Regions from separate parts of the Homo sapiens genome. Here region 1 is linked to region 2. Evidence: chromatin loops called from intact Hi-C (ENCODE). Cell type or tissue: heart left ventricle. All regions are shown on one strand. Each heading gives the region's core, and the rest is flanking DNA. Links, peaks and the distances in the headings are about the cores only. Region 1 overlaps OLFML2B (olfactomedin like 2B). Region 2 overlaps ATF6 (activating transcription factor 6).

The links. A loop is a pair of places that touch in the nucleus more often than their neighbours do. Peaks named below come from ENCODE experiments on the same cell type or tissue, not always from the same donor. Only the 100,000 strongest peaks of a DNase experiment are listed, where the experiment ranks them.
Region 1: a loop joins it to region 2, with 1.8 times the contacts of the local background. A loop is called at or near these places in 3 of 110 quality-filtered maps.

The regions. Positions count from the first base shown.
Region 1 is chr1:162,001,053-162,017,562 of GRCh38, forward strand. It overlaps OLFML2B (olfactomedin like 2B), which reads right to left. Exons shown (of 8, transcript NM_015441.3): 3 at 16,348-16,455; 4 at 5,245-5,421. Among named protein-coding and RNA genes, the nearest start is that of OLFML2B, 15 kb to the right of the region's middle. RefSeq lists an enhancer at 1,823-2,324. In heart left ventricle, for the core only: no CTCF peak of the experiment used is centred there; DNase peaks (open chromatin) are centred at 8,974 and 10,502; H3K27ac peaks cover 3,065 bases.
Region 2 is chr1:161,927,915-161,944,424 of GRCh38, forward strand. All of the region lies in intron 15 of ATF6 (activating transcription factor 6), which reads left to right. Among named protein-coding and RNA genes, the nearest start is that of OLFML2B, 88 kb to the right of the region's middle. In heart left ventricle, for the core only: no CTCF peak of the experiment used is centred there; no DNase peak of the experiment used is centred there.

The DNA of each region.
Region 1 (16,510 bases), core at 4,937-12,936, 75 kb after region 2:
ATCTATGTTCAGCCTGTTTTCTCTGCCTGGATAGCCATTATACCTCCTTCCCCCATATATCTACTTATTTATCTACTTCTCAAGGCCCAGCTAAAATTTCAGGTCCCCAAGGAAATACTCCTGGACCTTCTAATTCAGAATTAATCAATCTTCCCCAAGCCTCATTTTGTGCTTTATGGCAGAGATTTCTCACTGATTACCCAAATTCCCTGCCCTCTTGTTCCTTACTAATGAAGACCTGGTTTTACGGGAGTGGGCATGGGACTGAATTCTGGCCAGTGGGGTATAGGAAGAAGTTGATGGGATGTGCATTTGGAAAAGTTCTGCATAAGGGGGGCTGATTCAGCTTGGAGGCATCTTTTGCTCTCTTCCTCATTTCTCTGGACTGAAATGTGGACAGAATGGCTGGAGCTGAGCAGCCATCTTGTGATCATGAGGGGATTTTGAGGATGAAAGTCACTAACGACATCTTGGAGCTGATCATGCCAGCCCTGGACTGCCTGCCTCCAGAGCTTGTTTTACGTGAAAGAACAACAAACATTTCTATTGTTTAAGGCACTGTATTTGGGTCTCTTACCCAAGCTGAACACAAGTCCTAATGAATATAAGTCTGTGCTTCTGCTGTAGCACCTCTCCTAGCCTGCTTTCCACAGGCACTATTTAGGGATGTTGCTATCTCTGTAGACTATGGGAATCTGAAAGAAGAGAGACCATTTCTTGTTCATCTTTGATTCCCCTGGATTGAGGCTCCCTAATATTTGTTAAATTGAATTTCTGAATCATAACAAATCCCAAGGAATCATCTACATTGGTAACTAACCAGCATTTAATTTTGTCAAAACAAATGATGCTCATATGGCCCGGTGACTGGGCATCTGGATGGCGCTGTGAGAGTGCCCTGTGACAGCTCTGATCATGTAGATGGACCACTCTGTCCTCCACAGAGCTGCTGCCCAAGGAGGAGCCCCTGTGTCCACAGTGTGGCGGGATCTCTGGTCCTGTGTTGGTCTGTTCAGCCAGACTCCCTGTCCAGGATTATAATCACCCACCTTTGAAAGCAAAGGACCTTGGGCATACAACCTGTGAACTGACTGTGCTCAAAGTCAGGGCCACCCCACAGGTGGGTCCAGCTGCTTTGGTGGCTCCATCAGAGAAGTGTGGGAGCCTGAGAGGAGCGTGGCCCAGCCCTGCTCTCCCCAGGACTCCAGTGGCTGGATAATGAAGAGGCGGCTTCCTGCAGCCCCCTGAACCATGAGGCCCCTTCTCAACCAGGGGGAGGTGAGTGAGCTCCCTTTAATCTTGTAATTCTAGGCCTTGGTGGAAGCCACCCAGAGAGCAGAGCCCATGTGGAAACAAAACCTGTGTTCCTAGATGCCCAGTGCCCGGAGGCAGGGCAGGGCCTTTAGCTACTCCATGTTGGCTGTAGGAACCTGGCCACCACGGCCAATGTGCTCCTTTCGCACAGGAAGAAGCAAACCAGGCTCTTGCTTTGATCTTTACAATTTGGCCTGGAAAAAGCCCTGAGTCCTCATTACCCCCAAGGACACCCCCAAGCGTGTGCCTGTTTTCTCATGACAAGAGAGTTCTTCTGGATGGCACAACCAATGGGGTTGTGTATCTCTCTCTCCCCAGCACACAGTGGTGACCGACTCCTGAAAGGTAGGGGACATCCTTCTGCCAGCCTCCCCTGTCTGCCCAGGGGAAACAGGCCGACATGCTCGGCTGTGCCTGGGGCAGCCCCAACTCCTGCTCCTTGCCCCTCCCTCAATTCCCTGTTCTTGCTGGTGATGTAACCTCCACCTGAGCTGTAGGGGATATCTGGTTGGTGGAGATGATATTTTAATGAACACCTATTATGGCCATGTCCCTTTGTATTATTTTTAACCCTTACAACAATGGGGAAGGTAGATACCATTATCCACACGTCACAGATGAGGAAACAGAGGCTCAGAGTCGTTCAGCAATTTGGTTGAAAGTCAATCAGTTAAGTGGCTGAGAGGGGCAGTTCTTAAGTCACACAACTCAGGTCAGCCCCAGGCTGCCTGCCCTCAGAGCCTGCCTCTTCCTTCCATTAAGCCTCTGCCTGCAGCTGTGACCACAGGACTAACTTGCCTGCCATCCAAAAACTCGCCTGCCTGCCCTAGTCCTCCGGGTCATGGTCTGGCTCCTACCCAGCAGACTTGGGAGATCCCTCATTTCCCACTGGGAAGAGCTGCTCGGCAGGCTGTCAGGAGACCCTGGCCACAGCCCGTGACTCAGACGCTGAACGGCATCTAATTACCGGACCCTGGTCTCCCTCTGCATTGCAAAAGCAGGTTGTCATTTCTTCGCCGCAAACCCCAGTAACTGTCTTTAATTCCAGGCTCTCAGGGAAGGGTGGGAACTGCAGTGCTTTCTCCCAGCCAAGGAGATGGAGCAAGACCATGGACAGCCCTTGCCAGAGAACATATAATTTCCACGGATCCACTGGCGACAGGCTGCACTGGGCGGCAGCGGCCCCCTCCAAGCTTCAATTTCCTTTCTCTATGAATCCAAGTGTCTGCTGTATGACTTCAGCTCCTGGAGTCGAATGTTCCTACTTCCACCTTGCTCTCTCCACTCTCACCCTGCTCTCTCCACTCCCAACCCAGCCCCCAGAGCCCCATGCCAACCCCTCAGGCAAGGACCATCTTAGAGAGAAGCCCTCAACAAATTAACACTCACCATTCCAAGAAAGCTCTGACATTATCTACAGGAACCCTGAAAATGAACAACTAAACCCAGCGCCCCTTCCACCCGCTTTTTGGCATGGGGTTCACAAAAGAGAGGGATGGCAAGATCCTGCCTTGGGGCCTCCGGCACCACTTCCCCTTTCTGCCCCACCACCCTGGTGGGGAAGGATTGTGCTAACTTCAGCAGCCTGATGAATGGGGACTGGAGGAGGGGAAGGGACTTTGCTGAGCAAGGAGAAAAAGGGTTTGGTGTTTTTTATTTGGTTTGCTGTTTGCCCTCAGGAAATCTGAGCTGGGTTCCCGAACATACCACATAATGTGTCATCAAGACAACAGATGCACTCTTAAGCTCAGCCGACTGGGAAACTGGAAGCCAGAGCAGGAAAGGGGCGCCTGGCTCCACTGGGCAGCTGAGCCACCGATGCCAGGTGGGCTGAAATAAGAGACACTGAGCCCAGGTGTAATGAGTGGGAGCCTTCAAGTTCCCTTCCAGCCCAAATGTCTTCTGGCTCCTTGGTTTATGAGCTCATACCCACTCAGAGATGATCCACCAAGCAGACTAAACACTTGCTCAGTAGCCAGCCTGTCAGGGACACCCAAAAATGAGAATCAAAATAATTTCTGAAGAAATATGATATTTCCAAAAAAGCACCAAAGTAGTCATCATGGGCAAAGCCAGAAAATTATTGGCCTTTCTTATATCTATTTTATGGTTTGGAATTTTTATTTTGAGTTACATATTGGGGAGGGTGGAGGCACCATATTCTTCTCAGGGCTTGTTACCTCAAAAGCCCCAATCTGCCTGCAGTCCTGCCTTTGGAACATGTGTGCCCAAGATCCCCAAACCCAGCTGCTGCCTGCCTGGCACCCTTTGATGAACTGCCCTACCCAAGAGTTTCAAGCCCACACACCCAGACTTCCTGCCTCTCTTATCTCAATTCTTAATGGCCCAGGCAACACAGTCCTGCACAGCAATGCTTCCCAAAAGTTCTTCATGTCACAGCATACAGACAGACCAGCTCAGGGACTCTAGCTGTCCCAGGCCCTGCTCAATCCACACTCAGAACGACTCCCCGAAGCCGAGGGGATCCCTCAATGGCCCAACTGGAACCCACTCCCTGGGCACCAGTGTGCCACAACTCTGCCATCTACCATCAACCCCTGGTAACCAGTTAAAATGAGCAAAGTCTCTCTTAAATGCTGCCATCCCCTGGCTGCCCAGTGACCCCTTTTATAACACTTGATCCAGACCCATCTTGCTAATAATGTGTCTTGCTAATAGGACTCTTCAAGTCCTGCCACCAAAACTTACCTGTTTCCTCTTCCTTTTGGATTATCTCCCAAATTAATGCCTATTTCTTGGACAACAATTCAGTAAATAACCCAATACATTAAATGGTAGCACTTAACCATTAGTACATAAACATAACTTAGTAGTAATTGGAGCCAAAAGAAACAGGCACCAAATGGGGAGGCATTTTTAAGCAAGGAGGTCTTTTGGTATCACTCAAATCACATTAGGCAGCAATCCATTCATGGGTAACTTCGTGCTAGGGACACAACTGGGTAGGAAGAAACAGAGGTTTGAGACCCTCTGCCACCACTTCCCAACTGAGAGAGGGAGACCATGCTCATAGCTGGATCTGTTTCCTTATCTGTAAAATGAGGCTATTGATCTCCGTCTGGCCTGCTTTTCTAGAGCTGTGACGACAGCCACATGGTATAGTTATGAAAATATGTAGTAAATTACAAAGTCCCCTATAAATGAGGAGGGATGGAATATAATTTGTTTCCAAACTGGGGCATTTTTTAGAGTAAAAGAGGGTGCTACTAATAACCATGCCAGGGCCAGGTACAGTGGCCCACGCCTGTCATCCCAGTGATTTGGGAGGCTGACGCAGAAGGATTGCTTGTGGCCAGGAGTTCCAGACCAGCCGCATTTACAGAAAATACATAACAAGACCCTGTATTTACAAAAAATAAAAAAATTTTATTACCAGGCATGGTAGCATGTGCCTGTAGTCCTAGCTAATCAGGAGGCTGAGGCAGGAGGATCACTTGAGCCCAGGAATTTGAGGCTGCAGTGAGCTATGATCACAACACTGCACTCCAGCCTTGGTGGCAGAGCTGGAACCTATCAAAAAAAAAAAAAAAAAAAAAAAAAATCATGCCAGGACAGCAGGAGTAAACCAGGATGGTCCCAGACAAGCCAGCATGCATATCTTCCCTATTTACAAACACAAGAGATGTTCACAAAGGTGGGATATCAGATCTTGAAAAAAATGGGGGCTGGGACTCAGACTCAGATTTCAGTCCTGGCTTCAACACTCACTGATCCTCTCTGGGCTTCAGTGTGAAGTAAAATGGAGTCAACTGCTCATCAAATCTACAGAACCTGCAGAACAATTGTATGGATGAAGCGAGCTCATCTCTGTGAAAGGACTGAAGCCTGAAAAGTTCTATGCAGAGGAGAGATGCTGATATCACACTTCCAGGGCTTGTGATCAGAGGCCCTTGGAGGCTGGGGCTATACCTCTGGGTGGGCGTAGGCTGCTGCTGCATCCCTCTGCAGGGCTGAGCGGATGTCTGGCATGCTATCTAGGATGTTTTCAGAGCAATTTTCTTTGCCTCGCTTATTCATCTCGGTTCGAATTTCTTCCATGTCCTCTTTGATTTGTTCATTTTCCTTGGTGAGGTTTTTAGACACTTCCTGAGAAGGAAAAAAAAAAGATGATCCATTAAAGCACCCTGAAGACAAGCAGGAGGCAGCTAGCAGCCATCTTCGCTCAGAGCACACAGACACAACAGACAGGCTGAGAAATCATCCAACAAGTGATTGGGGCTAGAGAGTGTGCCCAGCCCTGGGCTGAGCACCGGTACCAGGTCTCCTGGCAGTATTTCCAGGGCAGCTCAGCGCTTGGATATCCAACTACAGAAAATACTGCCCAAACTACCATAGCTTTTCTATTAATAACATTGACAAGTCTCTGGGCCACCAGGACACCAGGTTCTTTTTCTGTCCTTTGTATATAGTCCACTCTTATCCAGTGTTGAAGAACATTAAAGAATTCCATTCACTCGCATCCCATACATCTGAACCAGTAGCTCAGTTAATGAAAGAGGGGCTTTCTAAGCAATTTTGGAAGAGGTGGCCAAACAAACAAAACAAACAACAACAACAACAACAAAAAACTACTCTGCCTTTTTAGTGAGCACAAACCATTCCCTGGTACTTTAAAAGCATCATTTACATAGAAAATTGATAGGCTGGCTTCAAACTTTCCTATTTACCCATAAAAACAGTTTCACTAAATGACCCCTCACTTGGCAAATTAGCCATGTTCCAGACCTGGTTCATACCAGAGAAGATCAAGGCTACATTTCATTCAACCAACACTGGTGAGTACCTCTTGAGTGTCTAAGTGTAGTGCTACAGAAAGAAAGGCTGTAAGTATCCTTGGGGTTCTGGATCTGGGTGGGGTGGGAGAGATGGCAACTATAACTGGAGACAGACAAACCATGTCAGGTTCTGTAAATACCAAATGTGAGGTTTCCTGAGTTCAGAGCAGGAGGAAAGTGGAGGCGTCCCAGGTAGCTTCCTAGAGAAGTTGAACACTGAATGGGATTTAAATCAAGGAAAGTTGTCGACAGCCTTAGAGGTGCCCCTTTTCCTCTAGTTATTTTTAAAGAGATTTGACTATATTGAGATCCAACTTTGGCCCTCATTCTAAAGTTTCCATGAGCATCTACATTCTTAAATGTGATGTTCTCCTTTGGGCCCTGTTTATGAGGTTGAGGAAGCAATGATGTAAAATAGAGGATGTGTTTGCTTTCCATCTTTCTTTAACAAACAGACACAGGAAGTGTAAAAGCTGACATTGCCAGGCACAGCTCTGCAGCCTGGTGGGATGCTACTAACATCCTAGAGGGAAGTCCCAGTAGTGCAGAGCCAGAGGAGGTGGGCATATCCAGGCTGTGACACCCAGACACCGCGGCTCCAGAGTCTCCTACAGGGGCTGCCCAGAGAAGCCCCATAGGTGCTTGTTAAATGAACCTGGCTCCCGAACCATCAGCCATGCCATTCTTATGGCATTTCATCACATGCCAGATCCTGAGTGCTGGAAGGGCTCAGTGTGTTCCATGGCACTTAGGCTAAGCCAGCCTCTCTAAATTGCACAGAATTAACTGTGAGAGCTAAGTTCCATGAGAAAGAGATCTTGTTTTAAGAATGCTCAGAATGAGTGATCTTCCCGGGTGCGCAGTCACTCCTAGGTGTTATCTATCAGGCCGTCAAGTGTAATGGGTAAGAGCATGGATTTTGAAGGAAACCGGTTCATCCTCCATGCTGCTATTGCTAGATCTGAGATCTCAGGCACATTACTGAAACACCTCTGCTTCAGGTTCCCATCTGTAAAGTGGGGATAATACTAGCACTTTTCCTATGGGTTGTTAGGAGGATTAAGTGAGTTAATATATATGGATGTGCATGAAACATACCGGACTAAGTGGCTGCTATTTTTCATATAATGTTACAGCTGGAATGGACCCAAGAACTCATGACTAACCTCTCATTTCACAGAGAGGAAACTGAGGCCCAGAGCAAGAATGTGACTTGCTCAAGGTCACTACAAAAAAGTGGCAGAGTGGAACCAGCACCCAGCCTCCTGGCCCTTGCTTCTTCAGCTCACCTGCTGGATCACTAAGAACACCAGGAGAGGATCCCGGCACACAGACAGCTCTCAGCAGCACCAAGCATGTCAAAAAGCCGGAGAATACTTACAGTTTGGGTTCAGGATACATGACAGGATATGCATAGATGCTGAGAAATACAGAAATGTTGGACTCTCATAAATCCTCACTATTCAAAGTGTGGTGCAGAGTTCAGCAGCATCAGCATCACACAGGAGCTTGTTAAAACTGCAGATTCCCAGGCCCACTCAGACCTGCTGAATCAGTATCTGTATTTTAACAAGATCCCCAGATACTCTGTGTACACATTAAAGTTTGAGAAGCACCGCCCTAAGTGGAGAAAGCTTGGGGCACAGCTGCTTGAAAAACGGACAGAAATGTGTGAGAAGGGCTGTTTTATAGGAGCTGAGTTCTTTCTGGGACTGACGGGAAAAGTTCCTGGCCCCTTAGTGGGATTCAAGCATTTCTGTAATCCATCAGCACCTGCTGAGAGCAACACCTGTGGATGCCCCTCCTGTAGCTCTCACAGCCTAAGACAGATCACCAAGCCCAGCAGGTGCAGGGATTCAATGTGTTACCTTTTTATTAAGGCGTTCACGTGCTCAGTGCTGCACTGAGGGTTCAAGCGTGAGCAAGGCCACTGGGATCCTGCCCTGGTGAAGGGCACCCTCCATGAGGGGGAAGTAGGCAATAGACAAAGAAATAGACAAGAAAATATCAACTAGTGAAAAGTGCTCTGCAGAAACTCTGCCAGGGTGATGTGACAGATGCACGCACTGACTCCTCAGCCAGGTCGATAGGCTTCTCTGAGGAGCGGACTGAGGAGTGTCCACACCTGCGGCCCAGCTCTGGCCCTAGGACTCTACTAAAGGTGGTGACACCTCTGGGTGGACTGACTGGCTGGGCCTAAGTATCCTTATTATTTGACGGAAGATCTCACTAGATTCCTAAACACTGTGCATCAGTGGGTGTGGCACACTCACTGTGAGGCAAAGGGTGCCCCCCCAACCCCGGTCTTAGGGTTTCTAGGGCCCTAGGGAGTCCCCCTTCACATTGATTTATAGTCTCCCATCCCCTTTTGGGTGTCAGTGAGGAGCCATTATTCTGCATTTCCACAGATGAGGGTTTTAGGCAAGCCTGCCCCTGAGAACCCAGAGAAGCAGTACAGTTTATTCCCCTCACGGGAATGGCAAAGCCTGCCAGCCGCCTGAATAAACAAGAGGCTGGCGGTGGCATCACCCCATTGGCCTGCAGGGCTCAGCCAGCTGGTGTCCCCCAGGGCAGCAGCCACAGCTGCCCCTCCTTGGCCACCCCCAGTCAGCCACCTCCAACCTGGGGGTGCTGGCCCTCAAGAGCTCCCCACCTCTCCCTGGGACTCTGCGCTTCTCACACCAAAGGCCTTTGGTGAGGCGATTCTCAGGAGATGCAGGGGATGCCACCTGCACAGGGTACCCTCGATTCTGCCCTGGGAAATAGGTGAACCCCATGACCTCATGCCTCAGGCTCTTCCCCCTGGGACAGCTGCAACCATGACATTTCTGGTGTGTGCAACTTGGCTCGTGGGCAGTGCTGGCAATGTGGCGGCAGAGGTGGGAATCGTGCCTATCTGGCAGAAGCAAGTGTACCCATGGCCCCTGCCAAGGATCCTGGCACACTGAAGAAGAGGGAAGGGAAGAGGGAGAAAGAGCAGACAGATAGAGGGCTCAGACAGAAGGCTGGACACAGCCAACTGTGGCAATGAAAGATTTGGGAACGTTGTCATCATGATTCCTTGGGCCAGGCAGAGCCAAGGAACTCAGAGGTGTTCATAGAACAAGTGCCATGTGCAGGAGAGGTATGCAGTTGGGCACTGGAGGGTGCCTGATGGGAACAGGTGTCCACTGGTGCCACACTGCCAGATGGGAACAGGTGTCCACTGCTAACTTCAGCCAGATGCACACACACCAGAGGGAAGAGAACGTGCAAACAAGGCAGGGACCCTTGGCAAAGGGGAACCGGATGCAGGTGGAGTTAGGGGTACAGCCATCAGTCAGCCCTAGTCAGCATGGCTGGTGTTTTGACAAGCCATGTAGGGCCAGCACAACCAGATGTGTAGACCGATGGAATGGGTATGAAGGACACAGACCGTATCCTGACCTTGTCCAGCTCTTAGACACGTGTGCGTGTGCCCGGGTGAGACCGTGTAGTATCTTAAGCCAAAACCTTGGGACCAGGGGAAAGATGACCATGGGGCAGAATTCTGGCAGTTCTCTGTGGTCTCGTTTTTACAAATAGAACCAGGGACAGGGGTGTGGTCGGGGGAGGGTGCTGGCTCTGGAGATCAGGTGTAAACCCACACCACAGTCATGGCCTACTTATATAACCACATAGGGCAAGGGATGAAACCTCTCTAGGCCCCAGGCAGGAAAAGAAGGAATGATGACACCTACCTCACCCAAGCTTGGCACAGAGATGGATAAGGGGCTGCATGTGGTACAGTGCTGGGCAAGGAAATCAGGCTTGAGGCATGTGGGTGAAGCTGGAGTGGGAGGGACCCTTGGGGTCTCCATAGCAGACATGCAGGTGGAAAAGGAAAGGGAAGCCAGGGTTTGGTATGGCTGGCATGGGGAGGAAGGTAAGAACCCAAGGCTGGTGTGCTGTAGAGAGACACACTAGACACCTGTGGGAGTAGACAAAGCCAGACTGCAGGTGAGGCAAACCCTGGCCCCAAGTCACACAGCAGGTGCACACAGCCATATCTAAGGAGGCTGCCTGGGAGGCTGCCTGGTAGGTCCTGTGGGCATCAGGATTCCCTGGCAGATAGCTGGATGCGCACAGGGCTAAGATACAGATGGCAAGCCCAAGGGCAGATGGGACATAGTTTCTCATGGGAGTGACCTGAGCAAGTGTGAGGGTAACTGGACCCAAGGGGGGAGGGCTCGTAGTTCCCATCAGCTCACCGTGCTCAACCTTTGCACCCTCCAGGAGACAGCTACGACCAGATGGCCTGGGACAGCAACCCCAGCTGACAGCTGTCTCCTAGCCCCTGGTAAGAGAGCTGGGGAAGAGAACAGCTGGAAACAGCCGGTGCTCCTGATGGCAGGACAGGCAGGCCATGGCCTAATCCCTCCGACCACAGCTGATGGGAGAGACAGGCAGGCCTGGGTTCAGGGAGCCACCAGCTGCCCCATTGAACATTCATCCAACCAAACAGCTGTGGAGCATCTGTCCCACATCAGGTGCTGGACCAGGGCCTGGGAAACAAAGATGACTTGACCCAGCTTGCCCTTAAGAAGTCCAGGGCCTGGCAGGAAAGTCAAACAAGGCAACAGCAAGAAGACCCAGGCCTCTGGTGATGAATTTCTATATTAGGGTAATCTTACCCCTTAAAATAGAGCCACTCGAGCCATGCACACTTGCACATCCTGGCAGCTCTAAACTGTTCCTAGGCCGACGGATGGAGGGCTGACACTCGCACTGTAAGTCTCTTCAGCCAAGAAGAAAACTTTATATCCCACAATTGCAAATTAGATTTGAAGTATATACAACCCTGGGAGAGGTAATATATTGGCTTTAACTCATATTAAGATGTAAATTGAATTAAATAGTGTTAGGCTGAAATATATTTTAGAAACACTAACTTCGACCCTCTGCCTTTTCACGTATAAGGACACTGAAGTCAGGCCGGGTAAGCAGTGCCCCTCTCCAAGCCTTCACTTGAGGAAGAAGAGTGAAATGACTTACAGCAAACCCCTCGGAAAGAGCAGATTTGATCAGGAGAGTGAGCCCTGGGGGTGTCTCGACAGGGGTGGAGGGTGGAAGGAAAGGTAGGGCTTGGAAAGAGACAGCTCCCCCAACTCACAGCCAAGTCTGCACAGATGAAAATTACGTTTTCCTATTAGCTGGTGAAACGATATATCCCCCAGGGTCAGGAATGCTTCTTTGATCATGCCTTTCAGTCCAGAAACACAAAAGCCACCAAAGCTTTAGGTGTGGGGGAGAAGCCCTCAGCAATGCCTGTGCCAGTACATTCTGGGGAGCGGACCAGTTCTGGGTCTGGTAAATCCATCGTGGACTTAAATCTTCCTCGGAGGCAACATTATCAGGAGAAAAGTCTTCAGCTGGGACACAAGGTTCCCTCGTGCCATCTATGCTCATGGGTGTGGTTTGCAAATTCCAGCAGGTAGATTCGTGAAAAAGGAAAGAGATACACACACCAGAAGGGACAAAGCAGAAACCACGCTATGGAAAGCTTGCAGGCATGCATCTATTTTAAGAGCATGGGCTATGCACCCACACATATACAAAGGCACATGTGTACATAAGCATTTCAAGCACTTATAAACACTTACAGGTATCCTGCAGCAAGGTGGGGGTGGGACATTTCTTCATAAAATTTGCAAATTTTACAGAAATGACTGAAACCAACTAAAGCCTTGATGCTAGAAGATTATTATAATGATCTGTCCCTCTGTTTGTCTTTTTCTCCACTTTAGTAATAAATCTGCCCCTGGAAGCAGTATGTGCTGCTAGGGGTTGAACACCATGCCTCTAGTCCTGCTGCCTTCAGAATCCACCTTTAGGCCTGGCAGCCTACAAGTCTATGGGTCTCTGAGTGCACTCAGAGCCCGGATGAAGTCTTTTCTTGAGCTGAGTGAGTGCCACTGCCAGCTCTGTATGCAATGAACAGGGCTTGCCTTTGCCTTTGGAAGTTACAGGTTTTCTTTCTAGACTTTTAACTCCTATCTCTTCAGATACTTATGTTCTGTGCCCACCCACCCCTCAACTCCAACATGTACCTACACTTCCTGCATGCCCTTCCCCTTCCCAGCCACTCACAGGAAGGAGAGGTCAGCTGGGGTCTATGTTGGACTGCTGACCACCTTGAGTGTTTCTTATTCCTGGAGCAGTTTTAAAACTGGTTTATGAGGTTTCAGACCTCCCCCAGTGAACTGGAAAGATATTTTTGGAGTTAAGTTTCTAGAACACAGTGAAATGACCCTACTAAGTTATAGCCTCCAAATTGACAAAAACTAGAAAGTCTGACAATACCAAGTGTTGGTGAGGATGTGTGCAGAACTTTTATACCCTGCTGGAGGCAATGTAAACTTATACTACCACTTTGGAAAACAGTTTGGCAATATCTCCTGAAGTTGAAGATAAGCATAACTAATGCTTATCTTCTAGTTCCACTTATCTAATGTACCATAGAGAAATGCAGGCACACATGCACCAGGGTACATGCACAGGGATGTTCATGTATAGGAATGTCCATAGGGCTATTCTGATTTACGCATTCAGAAACTGGAAACAATCCACATACCCATCATCAGGAGAACAGATAAATTGTAGTATATTCATACAATAGAATACTACACAGCAATAAAAATGAATGAACCACAAGACACAAAAACAACATAGGTAAATATTAAAAATATAAAGTTGAGTGAAAAAAGCCCAACACACACACACACACACACACACACACACACACACACACACACACACTTCTGTAGGATTCTATGTATTTAACATTCAAAAAAGGCAAAACTATTACATTTAGGGATGCGTCCTTAAACGATGAAACTATAAAGAAAAACAAGGAAAATGATTAACATAAAAGTAAGGATAAAGGTTCCCCTGAGGGAAGGGTATGAGTAGGAGAGAGCATATGGGGGCCTTTTGGGGTATTAAAATTGGTCTGTTTCTTGAGCTGGTTGGTGGTTACACAGGCATTTTGTTCATGGTAATTTGTTAAACTATATTCATTGTTTATACACTTTTCTATGCATGTGTCGTTTTTCAGTATTTAAAACAAAAGCTTACCCAAAATCATTCCACTAAGCAGAGCTGCTCCCAGAGCTGATTTTACCAAAAGGTAAACTCAAAATAGTTCAGATTCCATTTCTCTCTCCTTCCTTCCTCTTTCATCTGCAAATGAAGTTTCCATTCCTACCTCCTCCTATATACCCAAGGTGGAACTGTGGCTATATCCCATAAATGTGTGCTTGCTTATACTGCCAACCATTGATCTTACTCTGGGCAAAATGCCTCTCCAATCTGACCCCTTTTTTGTCTTGTCTGACCTCCAAAGAGCTCCCATTGGGATTCAAGAATATTCAAGGACCAGGAGCAGAATTTAACTTCCATTCCTCCTGCAGAACCGAGCTGGAGAGGGAGTGTTTTTTCAATTTACCCAACATTCTGCCTTTTCAATTACTGCAGACTCCAGACAGTCAGCTGGCATGAGCCTTGAGACAAACTCAAACAAATACAGTGCTCCACTATTTGGGCACAGGGGCCCAGACCCATCTGAAGACTACTGTCACACTTCAGCACCCTATCACCTTAGGCTGTCTGGTTTGGGGAAACCTCCTTCCCGAACTCAACTTTAATCCTATTTAATGGGTCTATGGGATAGAGTCACAGTTCTGCCTAGAAATTCCCCTGGAAGAGCTATTGTTTGAAGTTCCTGTTAAGAAAAACTGATGCTTGCAGGACAGATGGCAATGATTTGAAGAAACTTACGGGGTTGATTAGAAAGAGCCCTGGACCAGGAACCAGAAGGCCCTGTACTTCCTAGCACTGTGATCTTGGTCAAGTCATCTAATTTCCTTGGCTCTCACATTACCCAGGAACAAATGGGCTAAATGTATACAGAATGCTTTACAAAACGTAATATGCTATACAAATGTAAGGGATTATTATTATTAAGGTCCAATCTTTGCTACTAAACATATCACAGCTTTGGCAAGCAGATACTCTCATTGATGTAACTAAAACTGTTTTTTGCAAAAACGAGGTTACTGTGTGACTGTATAGACGATACCACCCTGCTGGGGCACTGGTATTGCATCAAATTCACCCATACTCCCTCCTGAGCAGGGAGGGCTCAGCTGCTAGACAAGGCTGTAACAAGACTGTGGTCCTTGGACAAGCCCAGCCCACTGGCCTTCTCAGAGGCTGAGTACCTGACCTTGGCCTCCAGAGCACTGTACTCTCCCTCCAGATCTATCTTTCTCAAGCTGTGTTCTCCAGGCAGAATGGCAACTGTTTGGCTGCCAAGGTCAGGTAAAAGCAGAAGAGGTTGCTGTCGCTCCTGTTCCTATAGAAGAGCAATCCTTTTCTTAAAGGGGCATTGCACATTTGGATGGTTCTGGGGGCCTAGGAAAACAGAGGCACTTCCCAATATTGGACCTTGGTTTAATTCCTTTTGAATGTATCTGAAAGAACCAGAAAGTGGTTTTAACTAGGAGGAAGAGTCCGAAGCCTGCATGAAGTCCATTAGTAGTGGGATGGTGCTGACCATCCACAATGTCATCATTTTGGCTGTTAACATTGAGGAAGGAGAGACTCAAGATGCCCAGGGTCCTAGTTCTTTGAGAGAACCCCTTGAAGAGAGTGGCAGACAGCGAGGAGGAGGCTGATGCGGTTCTGTTGGCCACTCTGATCTGTGTACAAATCTCAGGATCCAAAACCCTGACCCCTCTCATCAGACCTCATATCTGATGTGATTAAGGACCTACCAACCCTCCCAGAGCCAACAGCCTTATTCAGAAAACATCTCATCATAGCATTGGAGGAGCTAAGCCCAAGGGCGGGTGGAAAAGGAACTAGTGTTCACTTTCCGGGAAAATTTTAAGGGGTGGAAGGAGTGTGTTGAAACTAATCCTTGTAACTTCAGTGTTTCATCATCTTTGTGCCAGCTATCCTGGCAAAGTAATGTAGGAATGTTTGTCCTCAATCTCTCCATGGTCAGAGCCTTGTTTAATTTAACCATTTCAAAGCATTTTCATACTGATTAGCATACTTTGTATCCTCTCAGCAATCATATGGAGTAGGCAGGGTACTATTCTCACTGTCCAGATGGAGAAGGTAGGACATGGCTGCTTGGCAGCACAAACAAAGAGTAAGGAACTCATTCTGTCCTGACTCCAAGCCTGCTGCTCTTTCTGCCACAAACCGCTACATCTACTAATCATAGATCGAAGAACCTTAGCTCTTTCATGATAGCCCCCCAAAAGTCCACTTTTTCATAAGGAATATTGATATGTTTACAGTCATTGTGTTATTAAATTTGCCACTTACAGTAATGCTGTAAACATTAAAGAAATAGATTTCCACTCAGAGCAGCAGCTCTTTGAGTCACTGTTTCAAGTTATCAGTCCAAGAACCAGGTGCGAGTCAATGAAACATATCCATAAAGTTCCTTACCAATAAGATTGAATAATGATCGTTAGTTACTTTTTGGGTGACTACATGATTTCTCATCTATATGTTAAGGCATCACAGCAACAAGCACTGTCAACATTATTACAGTATCTGTAACAACTCCCAGCTCCCTTCACACACCACTAGATGAAAACCACAGCACCACCTGTACCACTCCCAGAGCCCAGTCAGAATAGTATGGTGTCTTTGTCTATGAAAATTGCATGACTCGTCCATTCATTCTGGGCATGACCAGCCTGAATGCTGAGTAGGGAACATTACTTATTAGTAATCATTTTTATGTCTTCTTCCTCTAAAATGAATTTCAGATGGATTCACACACATAAATACAGGGGTATGCACCAGAACAGTTAAGAGAAATTAGGAACCATATACAAAGGAAGGAGATGACTCCACCTTAAAACTGGAGGTAAGATGCTTATTGTACCTTTACATTTCATTGAGTTCTGAGGTCCCTGGAAGTCAAGGTAAAAATGGAAAGACATTGGTTATATGATTAAGGGGATTTTATGAAAAAAAGAAGGTACAGTATTGGCATTTCTACTTAACTGATTTTCTTTGTCACCAACAATTTGGCATAATTTTGAATGAATCTTTTATGTATATTTTCCCTTTCATAGAATAGGATGGGTTAAGTCTAGTCAGCACATGTGCTAGCTGAAAATTTACTGTGGGACGTTTGATATGCTTTTGGGCTCAATCAAGAAAAAGATATAGAAACCAGAATCTTCCTTACCTCCTCCAGTTTATCCACTCGCCCCACCAGTTTGGTGGTGACTGAATGTAGCTTCAGGAGATCCAGGCCATAGAACGCTCCTTCCAACATGTCTATGATTGTGGAGAGCTATGAAACAAGGCAAGGGGTTAGTCCAGGGCTGGGGCACACAGACACAGGGCAG
Region 2 (16,510 bases), core at 2,820-10,819:
TTGGAGTTTTGTTTCCTTTTTTAAAAACAAAATGCTTTTTAACTGTTCATTGCCTATATTACCAAATAGTTTTAAGTTGTACATTCAGGTTCAGCTCCCCTTTTTTGAGTACCCACCATTTATGTTAAGTATATTACTGGGTTCTTTAACAGATATAATTGCATTTGGTCCTCATAAAGCCTATGTGAGATAAACATTTTCCCCATTTTACAGCTGAGATAACTGAGAAATTAAGAGAACCACAACTGAACTTTCTGCATGGTCCTTTGAGGTCATTTTTCTGAAAAGCAAGTGCTAACTTTTAATAGTGTCTTTAGCCTTTCCCTCAGGCAACAGCGTATGACTAAGTCAAGACAGCAGAACTAAATACGAGTTTATGTTACCATAATTTCAGAGTAACAGCTACTGTTTTATGTTCTGGTCATCTATTACATAAATATTTAATACTGAGCACATAATTTGGCATGATGGCAGCAAAAAGATGTCTATCCTGGAGTTTCCATGATAAACCAGAAAGGCTTTTTTTCCCCACCAGTATGTTAAAATATGGAGAAATAAATTAGGAGATGGTAAGCTATAGCTTTCTTATCATCTTAAGTTTACCTAATTAAAGCACTTTAAAATAAATTCATTCCATCCAAATTTAGCAGCCATCTATTGCAAAGTTTGCTTCCTTTTTCCATGACATTTAAATATACAAAAGCCTTTTTTTTAAAAAAAAAAGCATTTTTTAGTAGGTAAATGTCAGTCACTTTCTTAAACTAGCCTGTCCTAGACCAACAGACCAGTTCTACTTTCAAAACAAAACATAGCATTTAATAGTAAAAATAAACTGTCTTCTCACTAATGAATTTACTGTCTGCATTTCCATAGATGTGGCCATGTGTTTTCCCAGGAAAACTGGCTTGAACTCAAACTAAGATAGCTACTAAGATCCATTTAGACAAAGTGGGCTATAAACATGAGAAATCTTCCGCCCCCTATTCTGTGTTTGGTTAATTTTGCTGCTCTCATACATTCTAGCAATGTACCATTCTGTTCTCCCTTTTACTCCAGGGAGCCTCATTTGGCATATAGTTAGTCATACGCATACACCTTTGAAAACAGTCAATGTAACTCCCAGTTATTAAGAACCTGATGGGTGCTAGGCATTGCCTTATGAACTGAGAGGTACAAATATGAAAACTATATAAAAGCTCCTGCCCCAGATAAACTATGATACAGAAGAACATTTGTTAGCTACTTTTTAGGTGCTGTGTATCAATCAGTTTTCTTAGTTTCAGGTGACAGAAACTAACTCTGGGTAACTTAAGTAGAATTTCTAGGAGGGCCAAAGAATCTGACTTGGAGGTACGGTAAACAAAAACAAAGTCCTAAATTACACCACAGAGCTGGACATAGACCATAGCTTACATCAGTGATAGTGCTGATCCTGAACTGTACTTCCAGAACCAAAGCCATGGCTGGCCCTTGCAACTAGATACCACTCCTTCTAGGCCTTCTAGGGCCACCCTTCTTTCCAGAAGAGTCTCCTTTGCAGTCTGGAGCTGGTGCATCTGTGTGGCAGAGCCTAGGCCATATGCCTGTACCCTAGTTACAAGGAAGTCTGGGAAATAAATTATCTGGTACTTTATACACTTAACTAGTAGGAGGTCAGCTCTATCTCACAAGATAGGAGGTTCTGTAAACCTAGGTATGCAGTCAGGCACTAAGTGGCCAAAAACTTCTATCAGCAGCATTTTGAATAATCAGAGAAGATTCAACACAGGAGATGAGAACCAGGAAACAACAACCAAAAAAGAAATATGGTGAGTTTGGCCTTAATATCACAAAAAGATGAAAAAACAATGTGTTCCTAAACCAGTTTACAAACCCACAGTTAGTGAAAGGCTAGGTGATAGCTTATATTCTCCAAAGTTATAAAGTCCTAAAGAATGTAGCCTCTACTTGAGACCCATTTGGTCTGTGCAGGTACAGGCACTATCATCTCTCTCTGTAAAGGGTCAGTATGATGTTTAGGAAAGCAGCCCACATTTGGAGTCAAAGCCTTTTGTTCTTACCCTGCGCAGCCCTTAACCAGATGTGTGACCTGTAAGCAAGGAGTTCAGTTAGTATCCTCATCTATAAAATGAGAAGGTTGAGGTAGGTGATCTTTAAAGTTCCCCCTTGGCTCTAAAGTTCTATACTTTGTACATGATAGGCCAGTGACAACTAATGTTTTTACTCAAGCCGATTGTATGTTTTAGAAGGCAAATAAATTATGAGCTTATTTTTTGATGACAGTACATTTTCATAAACCCAAAATAATTAAATCTCCACCTCCCACTTAGTTTAGTTGTTTTGGGTTTTTTAAAACAATTTTATTTTCCCACACAGTACAGTTTAAGCATTCAAGTTGCAGCAGGGGAAATACTCATTGAATTTGTCATCATTATTTTTGGCTTCTATCTTTATGAGAGCCATTTTAGTTTTCTAGTTTCAGTGATCTATTTTTTAGATTTTAAGCTACAATATATTTTAACATTTGAGTATTAAATTGCATTTGTCATAATGAATTAGAACCTTACGTTTCTTTCAAAAATAGCTTTATCTCAATATGAAATGCAAGATTATTCACATTTATTATAAAGAGGAGAATTTTTGAGACATTCTATATCCACTGGTCAGTTACTGTTTTGATTTGGTGATGGAAAATCATAGCAAATTGTACATTTAAAGTAAACCAAATAAATAACTTTATGCAGAGATAGAGATTGAAGTAGCCATTTGGAGATGAGAATTTTATCTCCATGCCTTCAAGAAAGACCATATGTAAACCAGGTCAGAAAAATAAAAATTACACCATATTTATTTTAATAGGACCATCTTAGAATACAAGACATAACACAAGAGAATTTATTTCTGGAATGACGTGAAGGAATTTATTATACAAACTGCTCCATCTAAAACATGTTCCTAAAATGTAGGTTCGTAGAATTTTTTTTTTTTTTCCCCTGGGGACATAGTTTCACTCTGTCACCCAGGCTGGAGTGCAGTGGTGTGGTCTTGGCTCACTGCAACCTTCGCCTCCCAGGTTCAGTCTCTCCTGAGTAGCTGGGATTACAGGTGCACACCACCATGCCTGGCTAATTTTTGTATTAGTAGAGACGGGAGTTTCACCGTGTTGGCCAGGCTGGTCTCAAACTCCTGACCTCAAGTGATCCACTCGCCTCAGCCTCCCAAAGTGTTGGGATTACAGGCGTGAGCCACCGCACCTGGCTGGTTCCAAGAAATTCTAATATTTGTTCTGTTTTTAAGGAGAAAAATTATTGAACAACTTACCTCTAAACTATAGTCCTTTAATGATAAACACTACTGTTAAAAAATTCTTATAATTAACATAATCTGATATTGTTACTTAAGTCTTTGAAGAAATAGAGAAAAACTGGCTAACATCCCTTATGACTGCATGTTTTTATATATTAAATAGCAGTATCGAATTGCCTTCCACTATCTTTTTCAGACGAAATAATATATATTTAAACCTTGCAAGCCTTATCCTTTTTTATACTTCTTTTTTCTAGAACAGCTTTATTGAGTTATAATTCACATACCATACATTTCACCCATTTAAAATCTATAACTCAGTGGTTTTTAGTACAATTTTAGAACATATCACCCCAAAAGAACCCATCCCCATTAGCAGTGACTCCTCATTCACCCCTTTCCCCACTCCAGTAATGCTGAGCATCTTTTTATGTGTTACTGGCCATTTGTATATCTTCTTTGGAGAACTGTCTATTCAAAACATTTGCCCATTTTTTATTGGATAATTTATCTTTTTATTGAATTATAAAAATTATATCTTCTAGGTACAAGTCACTTATGAGATATATGACTTGCAAATATTTTTACTCATTCTGTGAGTTTGTCTTTTCACTTTCTTGAGCAAGCCTTATCTTGAGCAAGCCTTATTCTTAACTCTGGTTAAATTTTGGTTTTCTGAACATTTTGCTAAATTTTCTAAAGGTCTCCAGTTGTGGAGTAGCCTGAAATGAATACTTTATTTTTTGAAAGTGGAACTAAACTCTAATTTAAGTCTATAATAGAAAAGAGTAATTGCTATAGGAACCAACATTTTTTTTGGTTGTTTACCCTGTGCCAAGCATTGTGCTGAGTGCTTTGCAACCCTAAAATATAGGGTTGTTATTCCTGTTACATAGATGAAGAAACAAAGGCTTGAAGAAGTTAAGTAAGTTGCACAAAATCAAAAAGTGCTAATAAATGGTCAATTGGAATGACAATGCAAGTTATTTTTTTTGACCAACTTTCACATTTTATGTGGGGTGTTTGTATTCCACTATTGTACTTTTTAAGACAATATTATTTTACAGCCTCATTTTCCATCCACTACAATCCCTAGATTTTTTCAGGCATATTGGAACCGAATCATTCACTTCTGTCTCTTTAAAACTGGAATTTCTTGGTTTCTGAACCAAGAAATTTGATTTGATTTCTATAGCCTTTTGATTTTTTGACTGTCCCTTCCAAATTGGCCCTTTTTAAACAAATTATAACAATTTTCAAAGCTAAAAAAATTCTAAAGGTAAACTTGCCATTAAAATGATTAAATGTAAATTGCAGACCATTTTAAATGTCTTTTTGATTAGCTACTATTAAGAATTTAGCTGATCTACTTCATTAAAATGTTATATTAGCTCAATGAATAATTATATATTTCTGTGTAACAAATTACCCCCAAAACTTTAATGGCTTAAAGCAGCATTTGTTATTTCACAGTTTCTTTGGTTTAGGAATCCAAGTAGAGTTTAGCAATGTGGTTCTGCTCTAGGTCTCTCATGAGGTTTAAGTCAGGCTGCTGGCTGGTGCTGCAGTCTCATTTTTGGGGAGGATCTATGTGCAAGCTCACTCGTATGGTTGTTGGGAGGATTCAGTTCCTTTTGAGCTTTTGGACTGAGACCTGCAATTCCTCACTGGCTGTTGGCCAGAGTTCTCCCTCAGTTCCTTGCCATATGCGCCTCTCTATGAGACAGCACATGACATGGCCTCTGGCTCTGTCACAATAGCAACACAAGAGAGTGTCCAAGATGGAAGCCATAGTATCTTTGTAACCTAATCTCAGAGTTGATATATCATCACTTTTCCCATATTCTACTCATTAGAAGCAAACTATTATGTTCAGCCCACTCTCTATAGAAGGGAAATACCAAGGGTATGAACACCAAAATATGGAGCTTACTGAGGGCCATCTTAGAGGCTGCCTGTCACACTCAGTGAATCTATTGTTTAATCATGGAGAATCCAAAAGTCATGGTGTTTTTATATAGAACATTGATATGTACAGTTCCATCCTGCAAACAAGTGATAATTTTATCTGAAAATATATAAGGAAGTCTCTCCATCCTAAAATATGCATATGTGTATATGTATTATTTTTAAAGCATCTTTAGTCTGCATATACATTTGCTACTTATTAATCTGTTTTATCAAGAGACAACATTAAAGTTGTAAGACACAATTAGAATAGAAAATTTTATGTGTAACTTTATGTTCTCCCCTTGACTTATAAAGATTGCTATTGAATTTTAGTATTGGAAAACTTTGGCCAATGTAAAGATGATTTTAATTTGAACATGTACAACATGCAAAAGAATATTTTTTCTCCTTAAATCATACTTTAGAAGTCAACCCTAATTTAACAAAATAGGTGATCCTGAATGGACTTTAATTCATTTATTCAGCAAGGCTTATTGAATTACTCTTCTAACTCATCATGAGTTACACTCATAATAAAAGTCTGCACTCCTAATTTTGGCCTCCCATAGCTCAGTCAATCTCTGTCTATGTTTCCAGTTTCATTTCCTATTGCCATCTCCCTTAACCTTCCACTCCAGCACAGTTTTTCTTGCTCCTCCCCATGTTGATGCTCATGCATGCCTCAGGGCTTTTCCATCTTCCTGAAAACCTCTTACCCAGATCGTTACATGGCTCGCTTCACTTCATTTACTTCTCTGCTCCAGCATCACTACCATAAAGAAGCATCCCACCAGCACTCTTCACAATACAGCAGGGACCATCAAAAAGCAAGAGACACAATAAAAATGATAGTTGAAAAGATTAATCTCATGACAGTGTACAAGATAACTTGTACGTAAACAGGCTGGATTAGACATGGATGAGTGGGGGCCACAATTAGGAACTTTCACATTCATTCAGGTGTGAATTGATAATGATCCAGTTATGACCACCTTGGGCATGAGTAAAGCTACACAAACATTCTCCCAAAACCAGGTCTTCCCTCGGATTTGTGATGCCGGTAAATTGTTGCCACCTTCCTCCATCCTCCTCTAACAGAGCCATTTCAGAACCAAAACTTTTTAAAGAAAAGTTTGAAAAAAATAAGAAGCACCAAAGAATTAGCAGGAAATGGTTAGGTTTTAGGACTAGAAACCACAATGCAGTAGGGGCTCTGCAAGAGGAAGGAGTGAGTGCTTCAAAGTGACATAGCAGCTGTGTGCTGTTGTGCCTGAGACTCCTTCCAATCCTAGATGTTTCCTAGTGGTGCTGGCAAAGCTTCTGTTGGCTGTACCACATTCTTTCCCAATCCAACTCCCTCTATGTAAAGTCTCATAATTCTAAGGATCCTGGGTTCAAATGTAAGTTTCTTCCGTAGTAGTTACCATTTGGGTGTTTCTGCTTCTTCTAAACTCCCTTCTAATTGTTTTTCCTCTTGTTTTTAAGCTAGTGATTTTTTCCCCTGTATTTTACATATGCTTATGGAAAGAACAGATATGTTTTCATGGCACTTAGCATGTTATAAATGCATTGTTTTCCATGGAGTAAGATCATTCTACCACTGAGAGCATTAAATCCATGTTCCTAAGGTAACCCATGTTTTCCTAGAAACAGGGGAAGAGTCATGACCAACTTTCACATTGTCTGCTTTGTTCTTGGGGTATCATCCATTGTGATAACCATTCCCAAGAAGTTTCCTCCCCAAAACAGAATTACTTCTCTGCCTACCCTTGATTCAAGTGACCTTTCATTACAGATAATCTGGTTTTATAGGGAAATCTAGTAGGTTCTGCACTCAGTTGTAAAGAAAGACAGATGCAAATGGGTTTCAGTAATTGGTACAACATTGTCACAAAGCTCTTTAGATTAGCAAGTACTTATAAACTAGGTGGAATATTTTTTATTCCATGTTGTTAATAAGAATGCCCTAATCCTCTTTACACACTTGAAAATATCCAGGGAATGCAGAGAGAGACAGACAGAGAGATAGACTCGTATGTAATCATGGACTTTTGAGATAGGTAGGTATAGATGTTCCTGTAAACTAAGCGTTTGTAGCCTCCCAAAATTTATATGTTGAAATCCCTACCATACTGTGATATGGAGCCTTTGGTATGAGGTCAGAGGCTTCATGCATGGGATTAGTGCTCTCATAAAATAGGCCCTGGAGAGCTTCCTCACCCCTTCTGCCATTTGAAGACACAGTGAGAAGATGAATATCTGTGAACCAGGAAGCAAACCCTCACCAGACATTAAATCTGCCAGTGCTTTGATCTAGTTCTTCTCAGCCTCCAGACTGTGAGGAATAAATTTCTGGTTTTTATAAGCCATCCTGTCTATACAGTTTGTCACAGCAGCCTGAACAGACAGAGACAAGTGTAATCCCATCTTTTCCTTAGCTGTATTATTAGGTTAGTGCAAATGTAATTGCTGTTTTCGCCATTTTAATGGCAAAAATCACAGCTACTTTTGCACCAACATAATATTTGCTCACTTTTCTCTGTTGTAATTTTCTCATATGAGACTGTAGGAAAGAATGATTTAATATATTCTATAAAGTGCCTAGTAATATAATAGGTCCAGCATATGAAAGCATTCATAATAGGTTCTCAGTAAAGAGTGGCAATGCTCGAGCATTTCTAAAGAAACGGAATTGATTATATTCCATTCCTTTTTCAGACAGTTATAAATGTTAGAAATTTCTTTCTGTTACTGCTCCAGAATCTGTGCTTTTCAATTATTGGTTCTAATTCAGTATTTTTAGGCCTCAGAGAAAAAGCCTTAATGCCGTCTTCACGTGGTAGGCTACCAGGTCTTTGAAGATGGCCATTTTGTATCCCACATCTTCTCCACATCTGCTCATAGAAATACAGTTTCTTCATTTGCTCCCTTATGGTTTAGGTTCGAAGCAACTCAGAATGGAACACAACGCTACTGGTGTGTTAATTAGCAGGTGAGAATGGAACTATCACCTTTTTTGTTGTGTTCTTAACACAACCTTAGTTGGCATGAATTTGAGGAGCAGTTATATTTCACCTTTGACTTGTCAAACTTACACTTGACTAAAACCTACAGATGTTTTTCTTTTTAATTTTTTTTAATTTTTAATTTTTGTGGGTACATAGTAGGTGTATATATTTATGGGGTATGTGACATGTTTTGATACAGGTGTGCAACATGAAATAATTACATCATGAAGAATGCAGTATCCATCCCTTCAAGGATTTATCCATTGAGTTGCAAACAATCCAATTATTACACTCTTTAAGTTATTTTAAAATGTTACAGATGTTTTTCAAACATGTCTCTGTTCTACCCTATCTCTCTCATCATATATTTGTATGGGATTTTACATTTTGACATATTAAATTTCATCTTGTTGGAGTTTGCTCGTTTTCTTCTTACCTATGAAGCTGTTTTGGGACCCTAACTATGACAGTAAGTCACTTGGCTATGCACTTAATCAGCATGTGTTTAATATCCACACTCACATTTTTATAAATATTTAACAGGAAGGGAAATTTATACCTCCAAACCCACTCTAATCCCTGAACTCCAAATGCATGTAACCAACTGCCTGTTAAATATCTTCACTTAGATGATTCCTGTCAGTTCACACTTAACCAAACTGATTTCCACCCTCAACCTTCTCCTGTAGTCTTCTCATCCTAGTCACAGTGAAGCATATCCGTCCTTCACATTGCACAGCCAAAAACCTTCCTTGCAGTCATCCTTGACCCATTTTGTTTCCTCCCACATCCCATATCTAATCCCTCAGCAAACTCTACTTCACAATGCATCCTGAGTCATACCTTTCTTACTTCTTACCTTCTTGCACTACCACTTTGGACCAAATCATCAGAAATAGATTCCTAACATTTTCTGTATTTACCCTTACATTCTTTAGTCTTTTTAAAATATTGACGCTAGAATGAACCTGTTAAGACTTAAATTATGTCACTCCTACTAAAAATACAAAAATTGGCCAGGTGTGGTGAGGCATGCCTGTAGTCAGTCCCTGCTACTCGGGAGGCTGAGTTGGGAGAATCACGTGAACCCAGGCAGCGGAGGTTGCAGTAAGCAGAGATTGTGCCACTGCACTCCAGCCTGGGCGACAGAGTGAGACTCCCTCTCAGTTAAAAAAAAAAAAAAAAAAAAAAATCACCTTAATGCCTTTTATCTCTGGTTACTTCAACACCATAATTACCATAAATAATTCATCTCTGTTGGAATATTTGTGTCCCATTAAAATTCGTATGTTGAAATCTCTTCACTAATGTAATGATATGAAAATCAGCCTTTATGGGGGTGATTAGGTCATGAAGGCAGAGCCCTCATGAATGGAATTACTGCTCTTATAAAAAGACAAAGGACTTTGCAGGGACGTGGATGAAGCTGGAAACCATCATTCTCAGCAAACTAACCCAGGAACAGAAAACCGAACACTGCATGTTCTCACTCATAAGTGGGAGTTGAACAATGAGAACACACGGACACAGGGAGGGGAACATCACACATCGGGGCCTTTCGGGGGGTGGGGGACAAGGTGAGGGATAGCATTAGGAGAAATACCTAATGTAGATGACAGGTTGATGGGTGCAGCAAACCACCATGGCACATGTATACCTATGTAACAAACCTGCACGTTCTGCACATGTATCCCAGAACTGAAAAGATAATAAAAAAAAAAATCACGCCACTCCTCTGTTCAGAACTTACCAGTAGCTTTCCATCTCACTCAGAGTCAAAGCTAAAGCCCTGACAATTGCCTGCACAACTCTACATGGTTCTGCCTCCCCTTCCCACACATGTACACAAACACATTTGCTTTTCTGACCTCATTTTCTAGCCTTCTACCCTTGCTTCCTCCTCTGCATGCACAGAGTCCTCTTTGCTGTCCCCTGAACATGCCAGGCATACTCCCACCTTAGGGCCTTTGCATCTACTGTTCGCCTGTCTGGAGTGCACTTTCTTCATCCCATGCACTATGAATCTTCCTTCTGCTCTCATTTTTGTTTAAGGTATTATATGAGACTGTGCTACTAATAGAAATTATAGGGCTCTTTTGGCTAGTGTCAAGTATAGATTTGCGTTTTGGACTCACATAACTGAATATGTTAGAATTACATCTAAAGAAATAATTGCCTATAAATGGAGTATTGTGTGTGAAGAGTTAGAGTCCTGCCCCATCTCCTTTCCTATTAAATGATAGTGATTTTCACAGTATCTGAGATAGCCCTTTGAATATCAGAGAAACATAAGAGTGTAAAGATTTCAAGGAAATGGTCATATTTTTCAGATGAGAAAAGTTCACCAAAGATTTTACCCATTGGTGCCAGAAATGTAAGGCAGGCAAGAAGTTAGTAGAAGAAAGTCATCACACTGTAACAATTATTTTTTTTAAGTTGTAGGCACTGATTTCCAAATGAGTTCCATAAACCACTGCTATTTCCATTTGTAGTATAGCAATAGGTTGTGATACTAACCTTAAAGGTCTCAAGTTCAACAGCTTATTATGAGGAAAGCTGCCATTCCTTTAAGAAGGTGAGTTTCTATTATCTTTTTAAAGAGAGAATTACTCCTTTATAAAAATGTAACTTCTTCATACTGTATTTCAGATCTCTTGCTTTTTAGTAAAACTTTTCATTGCAGTGGGTTTGATAATAATAGTGCTCACTTTTAAAAAATTCCCTAAATTTTAGTTTCCCCTCCAGTCACCAGCTCACTTTTCTGTGATCCTCTTTAGCAGAACTCCTTAAAAGACTCATCTATACTTGCTGTTTCCTCCTTCTCTCCTGCTGTTCTCTCTATAACCCACTCCAAATAGGCTTTCATCTCGTCGCTCCACTGAAACTACTTATCAAAGTTTCCATCACCGTCATGCTACCATATTATCTTCTCCATCCTCATCTTATTCCCAGCAACATTTGACATCACCTTGGAACACTTTATTTACGTGATTTCACTGAGACCTCCTGTCTGGTTTTGTTTTTCATCTTATTTCATTAGATGCTAGTTCTCAGTCTCATTTGACTCTTTCTCTTCTCCCAAACCCTATACATTGAAATATCCCAAGGCCTAGACCCTCTAGTCTTTGGCCTAGGTGATCTTTTTTTATATATGTATTTTAAGTTCTAGGGTACATGTGCACAACGTGCAGGTTTGTTACATATGTATACATGTGCCATGTTGGTTTGCTGCACCCATTAACTCGTCATTTATATTAGGTGATCTTATTCAATCACATGGTATATAAATTACAATATAGGCTACTATGACAGAGGCCCCAGAATGAAGGTGCCTAAACAAGATGAAAGTTGATTTCTTTTTCCTATAAAAGTGTGGGAGCTTGTCCAAGACTGATAGGATAGCTTGTTAGTACTGGAGACCCACGCTCTTTCTTTCCTGCACTCTGCTGTTCTCAACATGCTGTCTCCATCTTCTGGTCCCAGATGGCTGCTTCAGCCCCTGCATCCTGTCAGTATTCTAACCAGCAGGAAGAAGAAGATAGGAAGTGAGAACGTATCCCTTCCCTTTAGGACTCAGAAGTTAAACATGTTTCATCTGCTCTCATTTCATTGGCCAGAACTGAGTCACATGATGATAACTTGCTGAAGAGAATTTAGGAAATATAGTCTTTAGGTAGGTAGCTATGGCTTCCAGCTAAAATGGAGCAGTTCTTTTACTAGAGGAAAAAGAGCGTGATGGATTTTGGAGGACAGGGAGCAGTTTCTGCTGCACATGGCTTTAAATACTATCTATGAGCTAATGTCTCCCAGATTTGTAGCTATTTCCTGAGTTCAGGACTCTTTCCTCAGCTGCCTCCCTAACATTCTCGAACACCTGCCTGTTCAAAATTGAACTCTTCACTTTTCTCCCCAAACTCCTACCCATCTTAGGTCTCCCAGGTGCTCATGCCAGAAACTTAGAACAGTCTTGATTCCTTGCCTTCTCTTTCATCCACTTTTGATCCATCTGCCAATCCTATTAACTTTACCTTCAAAATGGACTCCAAATCCAACCACTTCTCATCAGATCTATCTTCCACATTACCACCAATGACTTATTTTAATAAAATACATATCCCCATCCTGTTTCTTACTTCCTTAAAACCTTCCTCTGTCTCCTTATTGCCTTTGGGATAAATTCTAAACCCTGTGTGAACCAACTCTTTCTATCTCTCTGGCCTCATTTTCCCATTTTCCACTTATATTTTGTATTTCAGTACTACCTAGCACAACACACCTCATGACTTGATGTATTTACTAATGCTTATCCCTCTGTAGAATTTCCCCCACCTCAGACCTGGCTGAAGAATCCCTTAGTCTCAAGTGTCACCTCCTTCAGATCTTTTTTTTTTTTTTTTTGAGACAGAGTCTTGCTCTGTTGCCCAGGCTGAAGTGCAGTGGCACAATCTTGGCTCACTGCAACCTCCGCCTCCCGGGTTCAAGCGATTCTTCTGCCTCAGCCTCCTGAGTAGCTGGGACTACAGGCATGTGCCACCACACCCAGCTAATTTTTTTTGTTTTTTTTTAGTAGAGACAGGGTTTCACCATGTTGGCCAGGATGGCCTCGATCTCTTGACCTTGTGATCCGCCCACCTCGGCCTCCCAAAGTGCTGGGATTACAGGCGTGAGCCACCGTGCCTGGCCAGAAAATGTTCTTTGTCATCTCTCCACCTCCCCAGGCTAGGTAGGCACCTTCCTCTTTATTCTTGTTGTACCATATGCATACCCGTATCACACCTATCCTGGATGATACCAGTTTACATAGCTGCCTCTTTTCCTAGATGCAAGTGCCTTGGTCAGGGGCAAGGGCTTACTCATCTCTCAGTGCCCAACACATAATAGCTGCTAAGTAAATATTTATGTAATTGAATCATATTGATCATGGGAACAAACTCCCATTGGGAGAGCATCACCTCTGCCTTACATATCTGAGAAAAGCCCTTGTTTATTGTACCCTATCAACTGAATCTGCTGGGCTATATATTAAAGTGGGTATTTTAGGCCCTGCTTAAAAAATAAAGGTTAAATTGAGCATATTCATTGCTCTGTTAGGATTACATAATGCCTGATAGTGCAAAAACATGGTTGTTGACTGAACTTTACAGTTGTCTGGGGTTTGTGAGGCCCAGCTATAGTCTAGGTAGCTTTGTGTGTTTGAAGGTATTCTGACTAGATGAGTCAGTAGTTTAAAAGTAACAAGTCACTGTTGGTCTGTGGGAGAAGTTGTGTGGACTTAGACTTGCCTTCACTGCTTTAAAATCTTGCTTTTTAAAAAATCCCAAGAAAGGTAGGTTCTCTTTAAAAAGTTTATGGCCTGTATTTGCTGTCATAAACCAACCCAGTTTTCAGCCTTTAGCCGGGCTCCGCTCCCTTAGAGATGAATGGTAACCCATATAAACTACATGGCGATTCTAGTTGTTTTTAGTCAGGAAAAGCCCCAAGGTTTTTATTAAGAAGCCCAGAAAGAAGAGATGTCAAGGATTCCGGTGAGAAGTACTATGTTATAAGAAGCAGATTAGGATAACTTGTCTTAAAAATGAAAAAGGGATGAGAAACTTGACAAGTTTTTAGTGCTTTCTTAGCACTAAATGATGACTTAAAGAAAGTTTAGTCCTTGCCAAATTTTCCCCTTTGGAACTGTTTCCACTGTGTGATAGAGATCTGCCGCTACGAGCTTGTCATCATTCTCATCCACTGTCTTCTTTGTCTTCTTCGAAGTCACGTCCTACTCCTCTTCCTCTTATCTTCTTTTTTTCGGCGGGGTGGGGGGGTTTTGTTTGTTTGTTTTTTGCACTAAGTCATAGAACTGAAAAGACTCTGGGTAATGTTTTCAAAATAAAGCCACATTGTTTCCAATACAACAGCTTTCTCTGGGTTCTTTCACTGCCTCCTTAATGTAAGTCTTAATCACACTTGTATTAACAGTAGAAACACTCTGCAGTATCTCGTTTCATACAGTGGTGTTAGAAGCATTAACTCCTCAGCCCTCATACCATCACAGGAAAACAGCAATCATTGTTAACCCCCATCCATTGGGGAGATGAAGAAAATGAGCAAACTATGAAGAATGCAGTTTATTTCGTCTCCATAAGACTGTGAGGCAGTGGAAGGTAAGGGCTAGACCCCAGGATGGCTGATTCCTAGGGCTCTTTTCCTGTGCTCCAGAATGCAGTGACACCTTTCAGTTGTTGCTGTATTCAGAGGTGTGTGTTGCATGTGATAGGTACAGTACTTGACATTATTAACTCTTGCAACCACCCTATGGGTTAGGTATTAATATCCCCATGTTATAGATGAAGTCTGTGATTCCAAAGCCTGATGTCTCTCCACTGTGCCACACACACTGACTCCACACAATAACAATTACTCCCATTTCATATCACTTGACATCCTGAAAGTCCTCCACAAACATCATCATATTTAATCCTTAAGAACTTTGGAAATATCAGTGATTATCACACACTTTGAAATAAGCAAGTCACTAATCAATGTGATCTTATTAAAATTTAAGTCAGTTCATGATGCTACTACTCCGACCTTCCAATCATGTCACATCTGTCTAGAATCAAGGCCCAAATCTGTGTGACCTGTGATATGGTTTGGCTATGTCCTCACCCACAGCCTCATCTTTTTTTGTTTGTTTGTTTGTTTGTTTTGAGACAGAGCCTCACTCTGTCACCCAGGCTGGAGTGCAGTGGCGCAATCTTGGTTCACTGCAACCTCCGCCTCCAGGGTTCAAGTGATTATCCTGCCTCAGCCTCCCAAGTAGCTGGGATTACAGGCATGCGCCGTGACACCCGGCTAATTTTTGTATTTTTAGTAGAGACGTGGTTTCACCATGTTGGCCATGCTGGTCATGATTTCCTGACCTCGTGATCCGCCCACCTCGGCCTCCCAAAATGTGGGAATTACAGGCATGAGCTACCACACCCAGCCCCAAAACCTCATCTTGAATTATAATTCCCACATGTCAAGATTGAGACCAGGTGGAGGTAATTCGATCATGGGGGCTGTTTCCCCCATGCGGTTCTCATGATAGTGAGTCTCACGAGATCTGATGGTTTTATAAGCATCTGGCATTTCCCCTGCTTGTACTAACTCAGTCCTGCCCCCTTGTGAAAAGGGTGCCTGCTTCCACTTTGCCTTCTGCCATGATTGTAAGTTTCCTGAGGCCTCCCCAGCAATGTGGAACTGTGAGTCAATTAAACCTCTTTCCTTTATAAATTACCCAGTCTCAGGTATTTCTTCATAGCAGTGTGAGAACGGACTAATACAACCTGTAAGGAGAGTGGTCCGCTGGTTTCCTCTCCAGCCTCATCGCCTCCTACTCTTCCCTTGATTCTCTCTGCTTCAGTCACACTGGTCACCTTACTATTCCTCAGATACTCAGGGCACGCTCCTGCCTCAGGGCCTCTATACCTGCTCTTCCCTCTATATGTAATGCCCTCTCCCCAGACACCTGCTTGACTAGCTCCCCCAGTTCTGCCAGGTCTCGAACAAAAAATCACCTTTTCACACGCACACAAAAAGCCATCTTGCTGGTCAGGACTTGCCAGACCACTCTTTGCAAAATTCCAGTCTAGCCCCTAACATGTCATATCCACCTTCCATGCTTTAGTTTTATCCTTAGTCTTTATCATTTTCAAACATACTGTGTATTTACTTACTTCTCTCGCTTACCATCTGCTCACTAGAATGTGAATGCTGTGAGGGTAGGGCTTTCATCTGTTTTGTTGTTCACTTCTCCACTCCAGCACCTGTAACATACTGGGCACATAGCAGGCACTCAATAAATATTTGATGAATGAAAACAGATTAGAAAATAGAAAGTCAAAGAAGCTAAGTGAGTTTCCCCAAAATGATATGGTATAGCAGCATCAAAGCTAAAACCAAGACTGGTCTTCTGATCCACATGCAGTTTGGTGCTCAGTTAGGCCAGAATCCGAAAAAGTTGTAAGTTAAGTTCTGAAATAAAACTCAGCCAAATAAAGTAGTTTGGTGTAATTTGCACTTTTAAAATAATTTTTCATCAGTTACTATATCATAGAGGATGAAGAGCAGTCCTTCCCTTGGACTGTCTCCAAGCAGCAGGAATAATGAGAATAAGTTACAGAACTTAAAATAAACCCAGGTGTTTCTGGGCCTGAGATTCTTAATGTCCACAATGAAGGGACCATGTCAGTTCAGAGCTCTTCACAGCTCTAATC